Linked DNA regions of Homo sapiens: region 2 is linked to region 1. A link is an interaction called in ENCODE POLR2A ChIA-PET data of the cell type or tissue named here. Cell type or tissue: OCI-LY7. All regions are shown on one strand. Links, peaks and the distances in the headings refer to the core of each region. The heading gives the core; the rest is flanking DNA.

Region 1 (11,426 bases), core at 2,075-10,074:
GCCTAAACCAGTAACAGTTTTTCACAGGTTCATAGATGTTACTGTGGTTAATAACACACAAATTCATTTAAAAGCATGTGTGTCCGCATAGTAATTTTTGGTCCTTATTTTTATTTTTATTTTTCAGTTAATGGATATTAAAGATACAACTTTATTTTCTTTTTTTTTGAGACAGGGTCTCACTCTGTCGCCCAGGCTGGAGTGCAGTGGCATGATCAGAGCTCATTGCAACCTCCACCTCCTGGGTTCAAGAGATTCTCCTCCCTCAGCTTCCTGAGTAGCTGGGATTGCAGGTACATGCAACCACACCTGGCTAATTTTTGTACTTTTTGTAGAGATAGGGTTTTACCATGTTGCTCAGGCTGGTTTTGAACTCCTGAGCTCAAGTGATCCACCTGCCTCGGCCTCCCAAACTGCTGGGATTACACACGTGAGCCACCACACCCGGCCTAAAGATATAATTTCTATCATGAGGAGGTCCAAGAACTATTCTCTTTTTCTTTTTTTAATGTTAGAAAGGGATTCTTAACTGAGTATGTGCTGCAGCAAAGGGAGGGGAAATTAAGCAAGAAGAGAAGGGAGCCAGGAAATAAAGGCCCCAACCCAGGAAGCAGTTAAGCAAAGTTCCAGGATGACCACATGTGACAAGTTTAGGGGATAACTTGAGCACATGGAGGACAGAACTTGGAGAGGGCACTGTGGGCCTGGGCGCCACCTGCTCCGCCAGAGCACTGGAAGAGAACAAGGGCACGATAATGGCAGATGGCACTGAAAGAAAAGGAGAGCTTGAGGCACCCTTGGGGGAAGCAGCCATCATCATCAGAGTGTATTTTATTTTTATTTTATTATATTTTGAGATAGAGTCTCACTCTGTTGCCCAGGCTGGAGTGCAGTGGCATGATCTCAGCCCACTGCAACCTCCACCTCCCAGGTTCAAGTGATTCTCTGCCTCAGCCTCCCAAGTAGCTGAGACTACAGGGGGGCACCACCACACCCGGCTAATTTTTGTATTTTTAGTAGAGATGGGGTTTCTCCATGTTGGCCATGTTGGTCTTGAACTCCCGACCTCAGGTGATCCGCCCACCTTGGCCTCCCAAAGTGCTGGGATTACAGGCATGAGCCACCATGCCTGACCTCACAGCACATTATTAAGCTCTGTGGTGAATAATATTTATATAGTCACAATTCTGTAAACATGGTTCATTTTCTACAAATTGTGGCATACCCAAACCTCAAGAATGGACAGGGCTGGGGTGTAAAAGAGCTAAGTCCTTGCCAGGTTTACCAGGAAGGCAACAGACAGTGTCTAAAACTATGAGACAGCTGGGCGCGGTGGCTCACGCCTGTAATCCCAGCACTTTGGGAGGCCAAGGCGGGTGGATCACGTGAGGTCAGGAGTTTGAGATCAGGCTTGACAACATGGTGAAACCCCGCGTCTACTAAAAATATCAAATTCGCTGGGCATGGTGGCAGGTGCCTGTAATCCCAGCTAGTAGGGAGGCTGAGGCAGGAGCATTGCTTGAACCCAGGAGGCGGAGGTTGCAGTGAGCCAAGATGGCACCACTCCAGCCTGGGTGACAGAGCGAGACTGTGTCTCAAAAAAATAATAAAATACAAACAATGAGACGTGCAGGAGATGTGGGGAGAAGCACCAGAAGATTCTGCTGAAAGCCTGCTCCCCAGAAGGGTGGGAACAATGGGGACAATGAACTGCTGTTGTTCGTTATGTTTCATCCCCATTCCGTTTCATTTTATTGAATTGTAAACCGTGTGTATAACAACACTTTTTAATCAATTTTTTAAAAAAGAGAGAGTGGAAAGAAACCGCTTCCTACAACAGAACTGAAGAGCACACCAGTGATTCCAGTGTCCAGAGAGGAGGGTGCATTAACATTAGTTTTATTATTTCAATCAGACGCCAAGCAAGAATATATCTGGGGTTCAGACAAGAAAGGCTCTCATTCAGGTGCTTACAAGAGCAATGGAAGGCAAGGACCTGCCCAATTGGCAGGGTGAAAATTAGCCACAACTAGAATAATAACAACTGTTCATCTTTGAGCACTTACTACAGGCCAGAACTTGCATTAAGGATATCATCTTTTTCTTTTCTTTTTTTCTTTTCTTTTTTTTTTTTTTTTTTTGTTGTTGTTGTTGTTTTGGAACAGAGTCTCACTCTGTCATGTAGGCTGCAGTGCAGTGGCGCAATCTCAGCTCACTGCAACCTCAGCCTCCCAGCTTCAAGCGATTCTTGTGCCTCAGCCTCACAAGTACCTGGGACTACAGGCATGAACCATCATGCCTGGCTAATTTTTGTATCTTTGGTAGAGATGGGGTTTCACCATGTTGGCCAGGCTGGTTTCGAACTCCTGGCCTCAAGTAATCCACCCACCTCAGCCTCCCAAAGTTATGGGATTACAGGCGTGAGCCACTGTGCCCAGCCAGGATATCATGATATTTACTCCTCACATCAACTGACATTAGCCCCTATTTACAATGAGGAACTGAGGCTCAGAGAGGTTTTGGCACTTGCCTGAGGTCACACACTCTGGGCTCTCTGCTTGGGGCTGAGGACCAAGAGGCGGTGTGACTTACTTCTCTTTCCTGAACATCAATAAAATTCAATTTAGAAATTTCTGTCTTCACTGCTATCTCAACGGGCCTGTGAAAAATGCTGATTTGGTGGCAGCTGTCAGCTGTCTTAGCCCCATACTCATTGGGTTGCCCTGGGCCCCACACTGTTTTAAGGAAGTCCCAGCAAACAATATGGGATAGAGATGAGATTCAAACCTAAACAGCCCTGGCTCTAAAACCCACTGAACAAAGCTGAAACTAGAATCAGAAAGAACTAGGTAAGAATCCTACTTCTAGCACTTAATACTTCTGTGGCTGTGGCTCCCCCGCAAGTTACTTAACCTCTTTTTTTTTTTTTTTTTTTTTTTTTTAAGAGATGAAGTCTCGCTCTGTCACCAGGCTGGAGTGCAGTGGCGTGATCTCGGTTCACTGCAACCTCTGCCTCCTGGGTTCAAGCGATTCTCCTGCTTCAGCCTCCCAAGTAGCTGGGACTACAGATGCGCGCTACCACACCCAGCTAATTCTTTGTATTTTTAGTAGAGACAGGGTTTCACCATGTTGGCCAGGATGGTCTGGATCTCTTGATCCACCCACCTCGGCCTCCCAAAGTGCTGGGATTACAGGCGTGAGCCACTGCACCTGGCCACTTAACCTCTTTTAAGCCTATTTTCTCATCCATACAATGGAGATAATGGCAGCACCCACCTTTCAGGTGGCTGGTAAGGCATATTAGGTGAACACAGGTGCCTATGTAGGTTCTTCCATTTTCCATAAATGTTAATTCCCTTATCCCTCATCTCCTAGGTTAGTCCCGGAGGACAGACTTGAACTTTGAAAACAGAAAGTAACTGCCAAAAGGGATTATTTAGGGCACAGATTCCCCCCTTTCATTATCCTTTAGGTCCTCAGTGTGAGGGCAGGGGACAGGAGCGGTGGGGTCAAGCCCAAATTCTTGGACCTCATCCTAGAGTGACTCTTTAGGGTTAGTGTGGGGCTTAGGAATCTGCATTTTGGACCTGTCCCCAGGGCATTCTGATGCCTACAGTTCTCCTGTCTGGCTTTGAATAACGCTGGGTAGTGCTTTAAATCTAAGCTGACAGACCAGTGGGATGTGAACCATCCTTGCAAATGGTTTGAGCCCTTTCTGCACTGGCCTCCAACTTTGCCTTGCTCAGTCTTCAGCTCCCCTTCCATTCTGGCCCTCTCCCCTTCCCCTTTCCTTTTTCACTTCCTTTTATTTTTATTTATTTTTATTATTATTAAAAAAATTTTTTTTGAGACAGGATCTCACTCTGTCGCCCAGGCTGTAGTGCAGTGGCATTATCTTGGCTCACTGCAATCTCCGCCTCCCGGGTTCAAGCAATTCTCATACCTCAGCCTCCTTAGTAGCTGGGACTACAGACGCACACCACCACACATGGCAAATTTTTGTATTTTTAGTAGAGATGGACTTTCACCATGTTGGCCAGGCAGGTCTCGAACTCCTGACCTCAAGTGATCCACCAGCTTCAGCCACCCAAAGTGCTGGGATTACAGGCATGACCCACCGCGCCCAGCCTCCTTTTTCACTTCCCACCTTCCTCCCCACCTCTGGGTGCACCCTTCCCTGAGCTCAGCCTGTATTCCTATCTGCTGGCCACTTACCAGCCAGTCCCTTCAGCTGCAATACCCTTTACTCACCTAGAAAGCTCATATCAAAAGTAGCCTCCTCCAGAATACCTCTCAAGTTCTCCTCTCTGGTCCCTTGGCCCTTTGCAGGTACCTTTTTTCTTGCGCAAGTCACATGATAATGTAAGGGTTTTTTTTTTTTTTTTTTTCCCTATCTGGAGCCTGCCTGGTGGGCTCAGGGTCCATTTGTGCAAACATGCATTTCCCTCTCCTCCGCCCCCCTCCTTCATGATCCATGCTTTATGCAGCTTCCCCAAGGCATGCAGAGCAAGCTGAGAAGAGGTAGACAAGCCTGCAGACTTTTCAAAGAAGCAGGGTAGCTTGGGAGGTAAGAGAAGACCAGGAGATAGGGGCTCCTAAAAAGCAGACAAGAGATTACCGGGGGGTTCCCCACACTCCAGCACACAGCCGCTGCACAAAAATGCAGTGGAATTACTGAGGGACATTATGTGCTTGATGGGGGGGGACAGGGAATGCTTGTGCCAAGCCACCAAGGATCATGCTGTGCCAGTTGTATACTATCGTTTTGCCAAGGTGAAAGGATTTCCCTACTAAATCCCTTACTTTCCACTTTGTTTAAAATGAGTTTAACACCGAGAGAATAGTTTGTCTCTATGTCCTTATTTCTAATCTTCCTGCTCAACCATTAACTGCACTAAACACACTCAGACCCATCTAGTCTAAAATTGAGAAGGGGAGGTTCTCACTCCTGGAGAGAGAATTACTGAAAGGGCGGCCCTCATACAGTCCAGGGTCATACCCCCAAGTGCTGGTTTTATACTTGAAAGCAGACAGTGGGACTCTGACCTTTGCAGAGATAAGAGGGACACCTTCCTACCCAGAGAAGCCAAAAGAGCACAGGACGCCCAGGCCGAGGGCAGTGAAGCTTGCTTCCAAGAACTGGCCCGTTCCCCAGCCAACCCCTGTGCCCACTTACGACTGGCATGTAGCAGTACCTCTCCTCATCCACACTCAGGCCCTAGGCTCCCAATTGACCAAAGCCTGCAAGTATAAAGTGTCCAGAGCATGGGTCCCTGCCAACACTCCCTGCCCTGCTCTTCACTACCTGTGGCCACCACTTATGACATTTTGTTCCGAGTTCATCTGAAAGAGAAATGTCACTTTTGCGTTAGAAAGAAGATATACAGGCCAGGTGTGGTGGTTCATGCCTGTAATCCCAGCACTTTGGGAGGCCGAGTCAGGAGGATCGCCTGAGGCCAGGAGTTGGAGACCAGGCTAGGTAACACAGTGAGACCCTGTCTCTACAAAATAAATAAATTTTTTTAAAAATGAAAAGATTGGCCGGGCGCGGTGGCTCACGCCTGTAATCCCAGCACTTTGGGAGGCCGAGGCGGGTGGATCACCAGGTCAGGAGATCGAGACCATCCTGGCTAACACGGTGAAACCCCATCCTACTAAAAACATAAAAAAATTAGCCGGGCGTGGTGGCGGGCTCCTGTAGTCCCAGCTACTCGGGAGGCTGAGGCAGGAGAATGGCGTCGACCCAGGAGGCGGAGCTTGCAGTGAGCCGAGATCGCGCCATTGCACTCCAGCCTGGGCGACAGAGCCAGACTCCGTCGCAAAAAAAAAAAAAAAAAAAAGAAGAAGAAAAAATTAGCTGGGCGTGGTGGTGCACGCCTGTAGTCCCAGCTGCGTGGAGGCTGAGGTGGGAGAACCGCTTAGTCCGTGAGGTCAAAGCTGTGGTGAGCCGTGATCGTGCCACAGCACTCCAGTCTGGGCGACAGAGTGAGACCCTGTCCCAAAAAAAAAAAAAAAAAAACAGAAAGGAAGAAAGAAATCCTCTACACGGGCTAGAAGAGAATAACCAGACCCCTAAGCTTCAAGCCAGGCGGTGCTAATGGGCGAGTTACACACGGGAGTGTGCCCAAGGGGACCTCAAGGCGTTCCCTTGGGATAAAGTGTGGTCAAAACAGCTGTGTTTATCCTGAAAGCGCAACGCGGAGGCTCCAATTTGGGCCCGGGCTCCGCCCCACGGGCTGCACTGCTGCCCTCGGAGAGGCAAAGATAGGGCAGGCGTTATTAGTCCCACTCACAAGTGGGAACTCTTCAGCTGAGGGAGGCGAAGTGACAGCCCCAATGTTGCACAGATGGTTCTGAGGCCAAACGAGGTCAGGAACCCAGAAGCCAGGATCTAGTTTGACGCAGACCTGCGGGAGGCGGGCGGTAACGGATGCGTTCTCCCTGACACCGGTGCCGTCGCCTCTCTGCGCCCTGCAGGCGCCCCCAGTTCCCCAGCCTCCCAGACCTCGCATCTGCCCCGGGGCTCAGCTCCCAGGGACTTCCGGGAGCAGCTGGCCCCGCCCCAAGGCTCCTTCGGGCTGCGCGATTGGCACCGCGGGCCGGGGGCAGGGCCGGAGCGCCGAGCCAACGTGATGGCGTCAGGGGCCGGGGCGCTGCTTCCTGTTGTCAGTGGCCGAGAGACCGCATCGTCGGCTCGGAGGCTGAGGGGCTGCCGCAGCCGGGAGCCCCCCTCGCCTCGCTCCTCGCTCCGCTTGGTGAGTTAGGGGGTCAAGATGCGAGGAGGGCGGCGGAGTGGTGGGAGGGCCGAGGCGCGAACGGGCGGTGGGCCTCCCGCTCCCTCCGCGATTCCCAGCCCCTGGTTACCCTGAGACTGCCCGGCTTCAGAGCCCTCAGCCCTGTCCAGCCCGCGCCCGCTCCGCTCCGACCCAGCCTTCCCCCTGCACCGCCGCTGTGGCCCCGTCCCCTCCGTCTGTCCAGCCCCCAGCCCGCGCCCGCATCCCCTCACCAGCGGTCTTGCTTAAATGCAGCTTCACTCGTGACCCCATTTTACCCCAGTTCCAACCCCGATCTCGGCCACGTCCCTTCGCCCCGCCCTGACACACCTCATCCTCTCTCCCCACCCCTCTGGTAATCCCGATGCTCCGCGCTCACCTCCCCGAGACCCACCATTCAGGTTTCCCCTTTTCTGGCTCAGCTTTCTTATCCCAGTCACCCCCATCCCCTGTCCAGCTCCCCAAGATCTGCTCATCCTAAACATTCTACCTCCGCCCTCTCATCTAAGACCCACCCCCAAAGTAGGTGCCCTGTTGAGCTCACCGCTTTCTTCTGGATAACTCCGATCTCAGCCTTATTCCAAGTCGTAACTGTGTCTTCTCGTCCTTAGTCTCCTAGCCCACTGTATACCTTCCTTTGCGTCTCCTGCCGTACTGAGGACACCCCATCCCTAAGTCTTTGCCAAACTGTCCCGAACTCTTGCTGCCTCCTTTCCTACCACCCTCACCCAATCTTGTTAAAAATGACATCTCCATGTCCTTTCACCCCCGCTGACCCACCGCAACTCTTCACCCTAACTCTGCGTCCATTCCTTCCCTCGACCCAACTCCCATTCAACCTGAGAACTTAGTGCAGAGTCGCCTGCCAACTCCACCAGCTGCCCCTCAACAGCCAAATGTAGGTGCTCACTCAGACCCGCAGTTACAGACTGAGCAGCATGATTGGCGGGTGCAGGGGCTCAGGTGGTAAATAAGGGTGGAGGAGCAGTGGGCTCTCCCCAACTCTTGGGTGGGGCCGGGGTTTTTCCTGGCATCTGGTCTCCTGTACCTGTCCTCAGGGATTGTGTTTCTGGCATTCATATTAAATGACTTGTGCTGGCTGCTGGAATGGTAGGTATCATTCAAATATCTGGAAGGTGAGAGATGGCCACTCACTCAGCTCACTTAGCACAGAATGATGGAAGCTGTCACTTCCTTCTGGTTGGTGTTCTCGCCCTGGAGAGCTTCTGGGAAGTTCTGTGTGGTGTTGGCTGTGGTCACAGAATATTGTTCATGTTCCTTTTCTTGGCACTTGTAAGGGACTCTCCCTGCCAGAGCTGATGGCAGATCAGTCCTGATGCTGAATTCAGGGGATATGATGGGTGCCAGAGGCAACGTTACCTGTTGTGAAGAGTATAGGTGAGTAGGTCCTGGGGAGGCTGAGGCCTAGGTGGGTACAGAGGCTCTTGAATCGCTTTCTTTTCTTATAAGTGCTGGATCATTGACTTTTGGCCATCTGGGTTCCATGAACACAGGGGACCATGTTATCTCAGAGTAGCTGAGGCAGAAGGACATTCCAGAGGCACCCAAGTCCTATGCTCAGCATTTATGGTTTCCTGGGGGCTTTTTGGTACACATTTTCTCTGAATCCTGAGGACCCGGCATCAGATGGGTGGGCCATTTGATTGCAGCTTTTTTCTTTCTTTCTTTTTTTTTTTTTCGACGGAGTTTACTCTTGTTCCCCAGGCTGGAGTGCAGTGGCATGATCTCGGCTCACCGCAACCTCTGCCTCCCAGGTTCAAGCGATTCTCCTGCCTCAGCCTCCCGAGTAGCTGGGATTACAGGCATACACCACCATGCCCGGCTAGTTTTGTGTTTTTAGTAGAGATGGGGGTTTCTCTGTGTTGATCAGGCTGGTCTCCAACTCCCAACCTCAGGTGACCCACCCACCTCGGCCTCCCAAAGTGCTGGGATTACAGGCGTGAGCTGCCGTGCCCGGCTGATTGCAGTTTTAAAGGGCCCCAAAGAACATTGTCTGTGCTTGCCACTTATAGTCGTATTCCTTTGAAAAGTGAATGCTGTTTACCTTCAATGTCCTCCCATTAATATGCAGTATATTTAAGTTGTTTTCAGCCTTATTGGCAGCTTGGCTTAATGACAGGAGCTCCACAGTTGCCCCAGCACTTAAGAGTTGTATACCCCAACTTCCCACAGTGTGTGAAGTGGAGGTACGTGCCCCGTGCCTTGTTTTTATTTTATTAATCAATTCATTCAACAGCTTATTTTTTGAGCACCAGTCTGTGCCAAACACTGTTCCAGGTACTAGAAATACAATGGTGAATGGGTCAGGCAACGGTCCTGTTTTCATTCATTCAGAGTTTGGTCCTTGTTAGAATCCTCTGGGATATGGGACAAGAATACAGGGAAGCTGGGTGATACTGGATGGAAGGAAGGAGGGAGGAAAGAAAGATAGCTAGTGTTCACTGACTCCACAATTCTGCCCTCATCCACTAGCCCTGAGTTTGGGAATCACAAACTAAAAGTTTCTCACCCTTCATCTGGTATTTAATTGCTTCAAAGCTCCAACCCCCACCACTCCACCCATCACAGAAATCCAGCTTTCCTCAGGTGGACAGAGGTGCGGTTTCCTCAGTCAGCACTCACATGCCTGAAAGATCAGCTGCCTTTCTGAATCAGAGGATAACTTTGTCATTCTTTTCCAATTGAAAAAACATGACTCCATCAATTGGTACAGCAGTTGGATGGCTTAAAGCCAGGCTGTGGCTCTGAACAGCCAGTTACACAATTCGGGCAGTGGAGAGAAGGCCATGGGGAGTGGCTGAGGAGTCCCTCAAGAGAAGAGGTTGCTGTTCAGTCATGGTGGAGTGTTTTGAGAGTGGTGAAACCAGGTTATCCCTTTCTTCTTTTAACGTAAGTCTCATCCAGGTCATTCTCTTTTTTTGCTTCCTTGATCTCTGGAGGAAGTGAAATTGGACATATAGAGAAGGCCAGGCAGTATAATGCAGGAAACCAGCCGGAACTGTTCCTTCCTAACTATGTTGGAACATTTAAGAAAGTATAGCTCTGAGACTTTAGGAGCATTGGTAGGACCTGGTCTCAGCTGGTTGGGGCTATAAACCTGATTGGCAGAACTGTTTCTTGTTGGTTTCAGACCTTCTGTGATGAAATGGAGCTTCCGCGTACCTCTAAAGAAGAAGTAATAGTTTGTCTGAATTTGAGCCAAAGACCTGAGGCCTTTTGGTCCAGGGAAAGATGCAGGAGTTGGGATGAAGAAACCAGAGAGTTCTGTCCCTTACCTGAGACCCATTGCTACTGAGCCTCAGTTTTGTCCTCTGTAAAACAGGGATAATCACTCTCTCACGGGATTGCTGTGAGAATTAAATGAGGTTAGAGAGGGACATCAGAGAAGCTTGCTTTCTGCACTCTGGAGAGCTATGTGAAGGCGAATGAATACATAGGGTGGCAGTAGACTTGGTGTGGTTTGGGGCTTCCTAAATGGCACCAGTCACCTTTCCCCTGCTAAGCTTTCACCCGTCATGTTCAAGAGCCCTTTGGTACTGTTGCCCAGCTTTGCCTCACTCCCTTCAGGTAGGTCTCCTTGAAGCCACACCTCTCTTCACTTTGGTTCTTTGTGTCAATGAAGAGCGTTTTGAGGACAGAAAGTGGAACCAGTTCCATAGGATGGTAGATTCAGAATCTGGGCCACCAGGGTGGGTGACGCAGTGCTGTCCCCACAGTCAAGAGACACAAAGCCTCCTTCTGATTCCTGCCGTGAGTTCTTATGTCACTGACCATCTGAGCCCTGCCTCCCTGAGCATGATGGAACAGATACAGATAGGTGGGGTGCTATGGCTGCCTACAAACAGAGGTGTCCTGCATTGTGGCTGGAACCCCAGAGGCTCAGTCCTATCTTGTGAATTTTCAAGTGGCTCTTCTGCTGGATTTCTCTGAGCTCTTGTCAGTCATTTTGTGGCATTTCTGACTCTGTTTTAGGCCAAGTGACCCTTCTCTTGTCTGGCCCTGTCTCTCTTAGCTTCAGTTTATTATTATTAATTTTTTTTTGTTTTGAGATGGAGTCTCGCTCTGTTGCCCAAGCTGGTGTGCAGTGGCACGATCTTGGCTCACTGCAAGCTCCACCTCCTGGGTCCACGCCATTCTCCCTCAGCCTCCCGAGTAGCTGCAACTACAGGCACCCGCCACCACGCCCGGCTAATTTTTTGTATTTTTAGTAGAGATGGGGTTTCACCGTGTTAGCCACGATGGTCTCGATCTCCTGACCTCGTGATCCACCCGCCTCGGCCTCCCAAAGTGCTGGGATTACAGGCATGAGCCACCGCGCCCAGCCAGCTTCAGTTTATTATTTATTTATTTATTTGAGACATAAATTATTTATTTATTTATTTATTCTTGCTTTGCTGCCCCGGCTGGAGTGCAGTGGCACGATCTCAACTCACTGCAACCTCCGCCTCCTGGGTTCAAGTGGTTCTCCTGCCTCAGCCGGTATGGTAGCTGGTAATACCAGTAGCTGGTATTACAGGCATGGGCCACCATGCCTGGCTAATTTTTGTTTTTTTTTTAATTAGAGACAGGGTTTCACCATGTTGGCCAGGCTGGTCTCAAACTCCTGACCTCAAGTGAACCTCCTGCCTCGGC
Region 2 (11,426 bases), core at 1,059-9,058, 180 kb before region 1:
CTGTTACCTTCAAGCTTAGGACTCCAGACCCATTTTGTCTTTACAAGCAAAGGATGTTTATAACAAATTATTGTTGTGAAGTGGGGGCAACATTGAAGCCATTCCCAGCTTAGACACCATTTTGTAAAACTCGTAAGAAATATGGTTCGTGGAACCTCATAGACTTCTAATACTCAAAGGGTCACTGAAGCTCACCTAATATTGTTTGTTGACTTTGTCAGTAATAAAGTCTATCTTGGGGCTGGAACCCAGGTACACTGGCTGCTATGCCATTTAAATGGAACTGAAATATCCACAAGGCTAAAGAAATATTGGAACACTTTTCAGAGTGCCATGCTACTTTTACTCTTCAGCCTTACTACAGTAACCTAGAAACTTACCTGTAGTGTTCTGAACAGAGAAAAAAGAGCTAAGGGCCGAATAAAATAATCTTAAGTTTTTAAAGTGTTAACTGTGAAATGAAATTTCTTTGAAATTTTATTTTTAAAATTTCCAGGCCGGTCATGGTGGCTCACACCTATAATCCCAGCACTTTGGGAGGCCGAGACGGGTGGATCACCTGAGGTCAGGAGTTCAAGACCAGCCTGGCCAACATGGGGAAACCCTGTCTCTACTAAAAATACAAAAATTAGCCAGGCGCGGAGGCACACACCTGTAATCCCAGCTACCCCAGAGGCTGAGGCAGGAGAATGGCTTGAACCCGGGAGGTGGAGGTTGTATTGAGCCAAGATCGCGCCATTGCACCCCAGCCTGGGCAACAGATTGAGACCCTGTCTCAAAAAAAAAAAAAATTCCCTTCAGTAACATAAAATGAACTGGGAAAAATATGAGAGCCTCAAGTTACAACCAGCAAAAAGTGAGTCTTAAACCCATAATATTCTTGCACAATACATTAAATCCTTTATTTATTAGCAAAGAACGTGGAAGCAACACCGCTTGAATGAGTCACAACAAAAGCAGATTTAGGATTAACAAACACATGGCCTATGAGGAAAGGAGAACTTAACTTGAAATCAGTGGAACTAACTGAAATTGTTGCACAGGGCAGAACTTAAGCGGTTGGTTATCCATTGAACCACTGAACTTCTTCATGTAACTCTGGGGGAAATGGAGACCTGGAGGAGTTTAGAGACTTGGCCAGATCACTCCTTGTTAGAGAAAGGACTGAAATTCACATCTGTTCCTTAACATTAATATTAGAAAACAAGAAGACTTTGATCACTTCTGAAATTGTTAAGAAAAAAATATTGAAGGGTAACTTCCTCCCAGTAATTCATATTTTATCTGCCAGACACTTTAGGAAGGTAGGAGGAGAGGATACCAGTTGCCTCGTACTGAGCTTTGTATAAAATTTGAATGAGGACACTAAACACAAAAAGAAGTGATCAGAAGCTGTTGAGCTTATTGAGTCCAGAGACATCATCATTTGTTTCCATGTCTTCCGTTTTTATTTTTTTAATTTTTCTGTTTTTAATTTTTGTGGGCACATAATAGATTCATATATTTCTGGCGTACATGAGCTGTTTTGATAGAGGCATGCAATGCGTAATAATCACTCATGGAAGATAGGGTATCTCTCCCTTCAGGCATTTATCCTTTATGTTACAAACAATCCAATTATACTCTTTTGGTTATTTCTAAATGTACACTTAAATTATTAGTGACTATAGTCACCCTGTTGTGCTATCAAATACTGGTCCATATTCATTCACTTTAACTATCTTTTGTACCTATTAGCCGTCCCCACCTCCTGCCACCCCAACCCTTGCTGCCCTTCCCAGCCTTTGGTAACCATCCTTCTTTCTATCTCCATGGGTTCAATTGCTTTGATTTTTAGCTCCTACCAATAAGTGATAGCATGCAATGTTTGTCTTTTTGTGTCTGTCTTACTTCACTTAACATAGTGACCTACACTTCCATATATGTTGTTGCAAATGACTGAATCTCATTCTTTTTTATAGCTAAATAGGACACCATTCTGTATGTGTATCACATTTTCTTTACCCATTCATCTGTTGATGGACACTTAGGCTGCTTCCAAATCTTGGCTTTTGTGAAGAGTGCAGCAGTAAACGTGGGGGTGCAGATATCTCTCTCCTCCATATACTCATTTCCTTTCTTTTGGGTATATACCTAGCAGTGCCATTGCTGGATCATATTGTGTGATCTTGAGACCAAAAAATTATAGAACTGCTACTTTCAAGCTTTGTGACTCAAAGTGTGGTCCCAGGCACTCCTTGAATTGCAGAAACTGGGGTCCCACCCAGACCTACTAAACCGGAGCCTGCAGTGTGAGGAGATCTTCACATGATGCCCAGGCATACTAAATGAGGTGCTGCTTCAGGAACACTTGGAAGTAGCTTCAGGCAGGGACAATGCTGCAGCTGTAGAATCCCGCGGGAAAGTGAAACGCAGGGGGTGAGGACTAGGAGACTCGGACACAGACCCCTTCTTTCCCAAAATAGTTCCCCTCTTCTCTGTGTGCTCTGGTCAAGCGTTTTCATGTTAGGAATGTATTCTCGTACAGTTTAGATGTTTGAAATTGCTTGGAAGTTTCGTCGAGAAAACTGGGCTCAGAAAGGATAGGCCACTCGGGAAAAGACCTGTTGGAGATGTGAAGCTGGCAGCACTATCCAGGGCCTTCCTGAGCAAGGCACGCCTGTCCATGCCTGTGGTTGGGGGATTTTGTACAGTATTCTTACCTCATCTCTGGTTTGGTTTGTCTCTGAAGATAACTATCGTCACTATTAAGCTAGAAAATGTAGACAAAAAGACTGTCACTTAAATTTTATATGTAGATTTATGTTTTATCTCAAAAGCAGTTTTCATCTTCTAATTATATGTCTTCACTGTGGATACGTAGTTATAGCAAAAAGCATGCGTGTAATCCTGTCCAAGCAGATGATCACTTGGGATATTGATTCTATTAAGCATTTGTGAAATCAGCCTGCCTTTGCAGATTTAGCAGTCTGTGACAGAGCAGACGTTTTATATGTTTTTAGGAAGGTTAGCTGTCTGAAATTGGTGACTAAACAAAGTCTGTTTGGGTTAAGTGTACAACCAGACAGTATGATGTAAACTGTTGTAACAAGATCTTCCATTTCTAAGCCCTAATAACTATTTGTTTTCTTCTTGTTTTTAGGGTGAATCTGTAAAATATTTCCTGGATAACTTGGATAAACTTGGAGAACCAGTAAGTGTTTAAACCAAATGTTTATGTTTAGTGCCATTTGAAAGCAGAAGTCAGGATATCGATGTTAGGAAATTTAGAAAAATTATGTATTAAGCTATTTGCTTCTTTCTCTCTTTTTTTTTTTTTTTTTTTTTTTTTTTTTTTTTTTTTTTTTTTTTTTAGTGGTGGCGTTCTGATTCTTCTCTGCTTTATTTAGAGTGATTGGTAGCTCAGAATATTGAATGATTTTTATTTTTTCAAAATGAAAGTATTTTTATTGTTTAATCACGACACTTCTTTTTTCTCCCTCTAACTGTCCAGGTCTCTACCATTTTCTTGAGGAATGCTTTGTCTGCTATTTCTTGGAAGTAAAACTGTTTAGAGAAAGAAGTTTGTGTTTGAAGATGATATTGTGCATTATCTGTTATACTTTAGTATCTTTAGAGGTTTTTGTTTGTAAACAGAAATAGAACACAGTGGGTTGACTGATTTCCAAATCTTTTGACAAATGACATTTTCGAATTCATGCCCCCTTTGTGTCGAGTCACGGAGTAGGAGGGCTAGATTTAAAAGGCTGAAGAGACTCCACGAGGTAGGGGGAGTCGCCCTTGAAAAGAGAGTCTATCATTTTCCTGTAGGTATTCCTCGGAGCCAGCAGCTCTAAGCTGGCGCTGTGGCCAGCGGGGCCCACTGCAGGCAGAGCATCTCGCTTGTTTGACCTCTGTATTGGGCGTACACAGAAGAGTTCAGTGGGAGAAAGGTTTCTGCTGCTTAGGAAAATTTTGAAAGCCATTGCCTTAGAGTCATCTGTTACTCTCTAAATGTAGCACAGCTTCATTTGCCTCCTCATAAGGCAGGTTTCTTCTTCTTCACACAGCTAGTATGTGTGTGTCCTCATCAACATACTCTGCTCTGCCAGACTATTTAGCACTCGATTGCATGAAGTTCTGTGCTTCATGTGAAGCAGCCTTTAGATTGCTAACTAGATTATTAGCTTTAATAGAGACAAAGACAATAATAGAGAACTTTTTATTTTTATGGAATTACATTTTTTAAAAGCTCAGGGCCCGGCGTGTTTCTGAAGGAGCTGGCATAGGTGTATGTTGTAAATTGGTATTGCCTTCTAGAAAGCAGTCGGGTGTTAAGTATCCAGAGTCATTAAAATGTTTGTAACCTTTAACGTCATAATCGTACCCCTGATTATTTTAATCTTAGGAAATAGTCCAAAGGAAAAAAAAAATGTGCATGAGAATTTTAATTGCAGTATTTCTGTTAATTATGGCTAAAAATTGGAAACAACCTTAATGACCACTAGTAGGGGAATGTTAATGTAAAGTACAGCACGTTAATGCATTTGGTGTATTTTCTTGTCTTTTAAAATGAGGTATGATTGTATCAGCATATGGAACAGTTCACAAAATATTAAGCAAAAATGCAGAGGTAGGCTGAACGCTGTGTGCATATGCTGATTATAAATAAAGCAGGCGTGTATCTGAACAAAGCTAGAAGAAAACATGGAAAAGCTAACACTTGAGTCCTAGAGTTATTTAATGAATGGCTGTTGGTTGCCAGTAACTAAGAACCCACCTACTTTTAAAAAACTCTGAATTCTGGCCGGGTGCAGTGGCTCACGCCTATAATCCGAGCACATTGGGAGGCTGAGGCGGGAGGATCACTTGAGGTCAGGAGTTCGAGACCAGCCTGGCCAAAATGGTGAAACCCCGTCTTTACTAGAAATACAAAGAAGTAGCCGGCCGTGGTGGTGCACACCTGTAATCCCAGCTATTCGGGAGGCTGAGGAGCAGAATCGCTTGAACCTGGGAGGCGCAGGTTGCAGTGAGCCGAGATTCCGCCACTGCACTCCAATCTGGGCAACAGAGCAAGACTCCATCTCAAAAAAATATGTATATATATATATTCTTAATTCCATTGCACCATTTTGAGACAATGAGTATTCTTGTAATGAAATTTCAAAATCATATGACACTATTCAGAAAGGCATAAAGTGCAGCATTGTGAATAACAGCATTGTTTTAAATCCTGCCTTGATTTTTAAAATATTTTGACCTTGATGATAAATATTAGCTGTCCCGTTCATGTATTACCAGAAAGTTGTGTTGTAGTTTTGGAAAAATGCTAGACTGACAAGGAAGAACCAGTTACATTGCATAAGGAAGTGTGCCATCACAGAGTAGCCAGAGACTTGTGTGACCAGCAGCTTCTGTTTGTTCAGGGTCTTAGAGTTCACTGACCAAGAGTGCAGAGAAGAGCTCATTTGATCCTTGCAACAACCCTCCCTCCCAGGTATATAGACCAAGTGTGATCACCTCCATTTCACAGACAGAGGTGCTGACACTCAGAGTAAGTGACTAGTTTGAGTTCTTGGGTCAATAAGTAAGAAATTAATTATAGTAGAGAAAGGATTTTTCACACATGTAATATAGCAGCAATGAAAACATAGAAGTTTTAAGTCATGAGTGGGGTTGCACAGTAAAAGAACTTTTAGAATAGGTTAGAGAGAGGTGGGCAGAACTTGGAACTGGGAAGTGATCCTTGTGAATTGGCACTGGAATCAGATCCCATTGCCTTTTTTTTTTTTTTTTTTTTTTTTAAGACAAAGTCTTGCTCTGTCACCCAGGCTGGAGTGCAGTGGCATGATCTCAGCTCACTGCAAGCTCCACCTCCTGGGTTCACACCACTCTCCTGCCTCAGCCTCCCAAGTAGCTGGGACTACAGGCGCCCGCCACCACACCTGGCTAATTTTTTTGTATTTTTAGTAGAGATGGGGTTTCACTGTGTTAGCCAGGATGGTCTCAATCTCCTGACCTCGTGATCTGCCCGTCTCGGCCTCCCAAAGTGCTGGAATTACAAGCGTGAGCCATCGCGCCCAGCCCCCATTGCTTTTAATAGAGGAGCAAGGAGCAGTGTGGAGAAGGTAGATACGCAGACAGGAAGATCACTCTGGCTAGAACCAAGAGTGGCTGATAGTGGGGAGTAAGATTGCAGGTGGATATATAGCAGTGAGGGTGGGTAAGAACAATTGATAAGACTTCAGCTTAAATTTTGAGTAGTATTGCAGGGATGAAAACAAGTAGATTCTGGCCATTTGTAGTAAATTTTGAACCCGTCCTGCTAACATTTTAATGTATCTTGGCTTTTGTTGTGGGGAGCACAAGTGGGTCTTGCTATATTGCCCAGGATATTCTCAAACTCCTGGCTTCGCAAGCGATCCTCCTGCCTCAGCCTCCCAAAGTGCTGGGATTATAGGCATGACCCACCATGTCTGACCAGTCTTGGCATTTTATAATAAGCATAATCTATCTGAAAATGTCACTTAAAAGATCATTTTGTTTGCATATCTATTCACTAGTCCAGTTAGTAGTCCATTAAAAATTCGCATTACTTCGGGATTAATAGGTATAAAACAAGTTTTTTCTTTTCCAGGATTATATTCCATCACAACAAGATATTCTGCTTGCCAGAAGACCCACCAAAGGCATCCATGAATACGACTTTGAAATAAAAAATGTTCCTTTCAAAATGGTTGATGTAGGTGGTCAGAGATCAGAAAGGAAACGTTGGTTTGAATGTTTCGACAGTGTGACATCAATACTTTTCCTTGTTTCCTCAAGTGAATTTGACCAGGTGCTTATGGAAGATCGACTGACCAATCGCCTTACAGAGTCTCTGAACATTTTTGAAACAATCGTCAATAACCGGGTTTTCAGCAATGTCTCCATAATTCTGTTCTTAAACAAGACAGACTTGCTTGAGGAGAAGGTGCAAATTGTGAGCATCAAAGACTATTTCCTAGAATTTGAAGGGGATCCCCACTGCTTAAGAGACGTCCAAAAATTCCTGGTGGAATGTTTCCGGAACAAACGCCGGGACCAGCAACAGAAGCCCTTATACCACCACTTCACCACTGCTATCAACACGGAGAACATCCGCCTTGTTTTCCGTGACGTGAAGGATACTATTCTGCATGACAACCTCAAGCAGCTTATGCTACAGTGATGTACAAAAGACTTGCTGTTTTAATATCTTTTTGTGTTTTTGATGTTTTCTGTTTGTTTTGTTTTTTAAAATAGCAGTTTACAACCAGAATTAGAACAATCTTAATTCTACGTTTAACTTCTTGAAAATCTTAGTACTTTTTCTGCGGCCTTTGGTTTGTGGCTGAAAGCTGTTGAGTGACTCATCGCCAAGATTTGCTGTAATGCAGGCTTTGATCTGTTTCACCATGGCTTCTATTCAAGTCCAGTTAAAACCTCCCAGCTGACCTCAGACTAGGCATATTTCAGGCTTTAAATTATTCTACTTTCCAAACTGAATTCTCCTGCAGTGCCAAGTATCAAAGGTGTCCTTAAATACTTGTAGGGATGAGGTTAGGAATATTCAGTTCCAAAACAAGATATCTTCTGTCCGCCTTACATATAGCAGTGACACTTGTTGCCTAACTTTATGGTGACCTCCTATTTTGTAAGGGCTGTTAGAAGTTCTATCTAAGAAATGGCATTCTGTAGGTTTATAGAAGGTTTAGCCTTCATATTTTAATTGCTTGTATACACAACAGCTGTTTTGCTTTTAGATTTCTGTGTTTCTGAAGGTAATGTTCTTCCTGTTTTCAAGTTTACATAAGGATCTTTGGTCTGATGCTGATGAAGAGTTCACAGGTGGTATGGGAGAGCAAAAGGCAAGCTAATGCTGTTTACCGTGTTTTGGTCAAACGTAACGAGTGAAATAGAATTTGCCTTTCTCATATTTAATTATCATGTAGTTTAATGTACCATATGTGAAACATTCTGGCCATAGCAGCAACTAAAAACTGCAAGCAACTTGGTAACAGAACTTTCTAAATAAACTTAACCTGTTCCAGAATGTCATGTATTTGACTTTTAAGCCCTATCTCAGTTGGTCAGTAAAGACCAATCCTTACTGTAGGAAATCATTGTTGTATCATCACAAACATCTATCTTTTGCTGTCCTGTCCAGTCCCATCAACTCCACACTGTGCCATTTGTGGCATCGTTTTGTTTATTTGGAGTTTGCTAAGGGCAGTATTTTTCTGTCAAGACTATTCAAGAAGGCATTATTTGAGATTCCTGTTCATTCTTGGTGTGTCTCTAACAGATACAGTATGTATACATTTGTATAATTGTTGTTGTTGAAAGTCCAGCTTTTTTGAGGTATATTTTAAATGTTTTAAGGATGCTTCTAAGGATCAGTAGTAATTTTTTTAGTTCGCACCTAAAGATGATTACATTGACCTCCCCCGACTGCTTACCAAATTAAAATGTGTCCACGAAGTAGCTTTGTGATCGCAGATACATTCATAGTGAACTCATCAGAATGGCTGGTTTGCAGTACTGAAATACTATCTTCTAGGCTGTATGTAGTGCTACAATTAGAGAAACAGAAGTCCAAGGCTGGCGACAGCTTGAAAAGTCTGACAGCTTTTCTACTTTTCCTGAAAATTTTAAGACTGTGATATCTGTCATTTTACTGTATAGCTGACTGTGTACTCAGGTATTTTATTGGTCCTTGAAAGATTGGTCGTTATGGATCACCCAGCCTTTCCAAGTCAGTGGCTGTTGTTCTGTCTTGCTGTCTGATACGAGAGTGGGGCTTTTCAGTGAACTAACCAGGGATTGTTCTTGACATACCTGACTTTTCTCACATTTGAACTTCCACTATCATTGTATCCATATAACTTCTAGCATTTTCATGCCATGGTAATCCATGAGCTACACATACGTAGCCCGGCACCGTGATGCAAGTTCATGGTATCGTGCATGTTCGTGGTATCATGGTATCATTCATGCGTGTTTGAATAGTTCTACATCTAGTGCTTCTTGCCAAAAAGAATACATTGTTTAAATTCACAAAATTAGCATAATTGCAGTGCTAATGAATATCGGAATATGTGCACAGTAACATTTGGACTATTCATTGGAGAGTTTACCCATACATTTAGCAAATTGAATGGCCAAAACATTTGACTCCAGTGAGGGCTCAAGTTAGATCCCTATAGAAAGAGGACACTTCATCTTACTTAAGTCATAGTTAAGATCTGTGATACGAACCATAGATATTGCCTGACAAAGCAGAAATCACCAAGTTTCCCCCTTTTGAATTACCACCAAGAAGTGTTGAAACACCAAATAGATATCATGTTATTTTGGGCATTTGCAGTTTTCTTCCCTGCTGCATGTAATGTCTCAGAATCAACATTCTTTTAAAATCTAGACTATATTTTGAGGCAATGAATTACTTATATTCAACTTAGGCTTGTTTTGACATTCAGTAGAACTTTAAGTTCAATCTAAAGGCTTCAGTCCACATTTTTTTATACGTTGTATTTTAAAAACGTTTGAAAGGAGTCTTACACCTGTATCATGAAAACTGAATCCTTTTGAAATACCACTATATGAAGAGAGAGATGAAATTTAGTGAACAGAATTGAAAAGGTGCTCATAATTTCACTATGCAAACTTACCCCAGTCTCTAAAAAAGTAATTTAGATTTAAAGTTCTTTGATGTATTTGATTTTCTAAATCTTTATGGTTATGATTTGGAATAAAATGTGCCTAATCCTGTGTTACATTCTGTTCTTAAATCTGAATGCCTTCTCATTTAATTCTGAGGAAATATCACACAAGTGTCTTCATTGACCTTGAAGAAATGTATATACAGTTGCCTTATAAAACAACATAAATTTAGACCATAACTTTTATAGAGAAAGGGTTTTGTCAAATGTTTTCTGAAAATCTGAGTAATTCAAAGCATGCCTCTGCCCCTTTAATATTTTTAATAACCTGCATTGTTGCTGTCTGCCAAATATTAAATTGAAATCTTCATTTCAATTTTATTATCTGGAAAGGGCACTGGATTGCTCTGCAACCAAAGAAAGCAATATGGAATGAAAAAACTCATTCACTTTTGTCTTATTTTCTTTTAAGGTGTATTGGCATGTAATTTGCATAGAGAAGGTCCTCTGGTTAGTCTCTCAAATTGAGGCTGTTTAGGGAAATCCTTATTCAGTTGGTGGCAGTGGTTGGTTTAAAGTAGAAGGAAATAAGATCGCCTTAATACCAGAAATGATTAGAAGTGCTGATTTAGATTCAACAAATACCATATGTCCTTATCATTTTTTGTAAGAAGAAATTGGTTAAGTCCTAACTTTCAATGTGTACCCAAATACTTGTATTTATGCTTTTGATAAAATGTATTTTCAGCATTAATACACATCCGATTATGCCTTATTTATATATGAAGAATAAAGTTACCATGTTACACTGTTATGTCCTAAAATTCAAATCACTATTTGAGAAACCCTCAAATTGGTGCTTTCATTATATAATGATACATTTAGACAAAACCCCAAACTAAGCCATTTGAAACAAGATTCTCTCCATTGCAGTTTGTAGCAATGTTATTTCTGTGTATGTCATGAGAAGGCTAAATATCAGTGTTAATTTCTTGTTTGAATCCGTGAAATCATGCCTGTAAAGCCCAAACATTTGTAACAAACTCCCTAATAAATTTAGAGAAAGTCACTCTGTTACCATTTCATTTATTTTAGTTTTATTTGAGAAATTAAGACCAGAAGTTTTGCTCATGTCTTTTTCACTTGGAAATCTGACTTAGTACCTAGTTAATTTGTCTCTCTCCCATCATTTTAAGGCGTTCGCTTCTGTTAATCACAGATGATCTGTCCTTGTGTTGTGCTGCTTGACTAAAAGCACTGTTTTGTTTTGTTTTGTTTTGTTTTTTAATGATAGGATACAGGGTGGCTTTTCAGTCTAGTAAACATGAGGAGGGGAGAGATTGTGGGTGGGTGTGGGTGTGTCCGCATGTCCCAAATACAGCACATGCCCATTTTTTTATGGTACGAGGTTAGGGCTTATTAATAAATGTATACTAGATCTTGAAGTGTAAGTCTAAGTCTGAACATTTTAAACAAGTTGGACTTTATGGCTTTTTCAAGTTCCATCAAGTAGATACTAGTCTTAGGCTGGTAGGTGATTAACAACATCATTTGGAGTACAGTGTTTGTACCACTAGCATTCTTATGTCTGTACTTGAACGTGTAGTTAGCATTTAAGTTATGTTCACTCTTGTAGCATTCAGGTCTTACCATCTGGTTTCAAATGCGAGAGCTTATATGAACATTGTTTTGAAAGCATGAATGATATGGCAATATTTTATGTCTTGATAAGGAGAGTTTTGTGACATATACAAATCTGCTGTT

What was found. Peaks named below come from ENCODE experiments on the same cell type or tissue, not always from the same donor. Only the 100,000 strongest peaks of a DNase experiment are listed, where the experiment ranks them.
Region 2: POLR2A ChIA-PET joins it to region 1 with 5 read pairs; 1 of 35 experiments calls an interaction of 5 or more read pairs at or near these places.

The regions. Positions count from the first base shown.
Region 1 is chr17:64,832,385-64,843,810 of GRCh38, reverse strand. It overlaps the pseudogene PLEKHM1P1. Among named protein-coding and RNA genes, the nearest start is that of MIR4315-2, 16 kb to the right of the region's middle. RefSeq lists silencers at 6,453-6,912, 7,003-7,092. In OCI-LY7, for the core only: no CTCF peak of the experiment used is centred there; DNase peaks (open chromatin) are centred at 6,160 and 6,630; H3K4me3 peaks cover 1,800 bases; H3K27ac peaks cover 916 bases.
Region 2 is chr17:65,010,020-65,021,445 of GRCh38, reverse strand. It overlaps GNA13 (G protein subunit alpha 13), which reads left to right. Exons shown (of 4, transcript NM_006572.6): 3 at 3,143-3,193; 4 at 6,617-11,426. The coding sequence ends at 7,189. Among named protein-coding and RNA genes, the nearest start is that of GNA13, 41 kb to the left of the region's middle. In OCI-LY7, for the core only: no CTCF peak of the experiment used is centred there; no DNase peak of the experiment used is centred there; H3K4me3 peaks cover 25 bases; H3K27ac peaks cover 4,190 bases.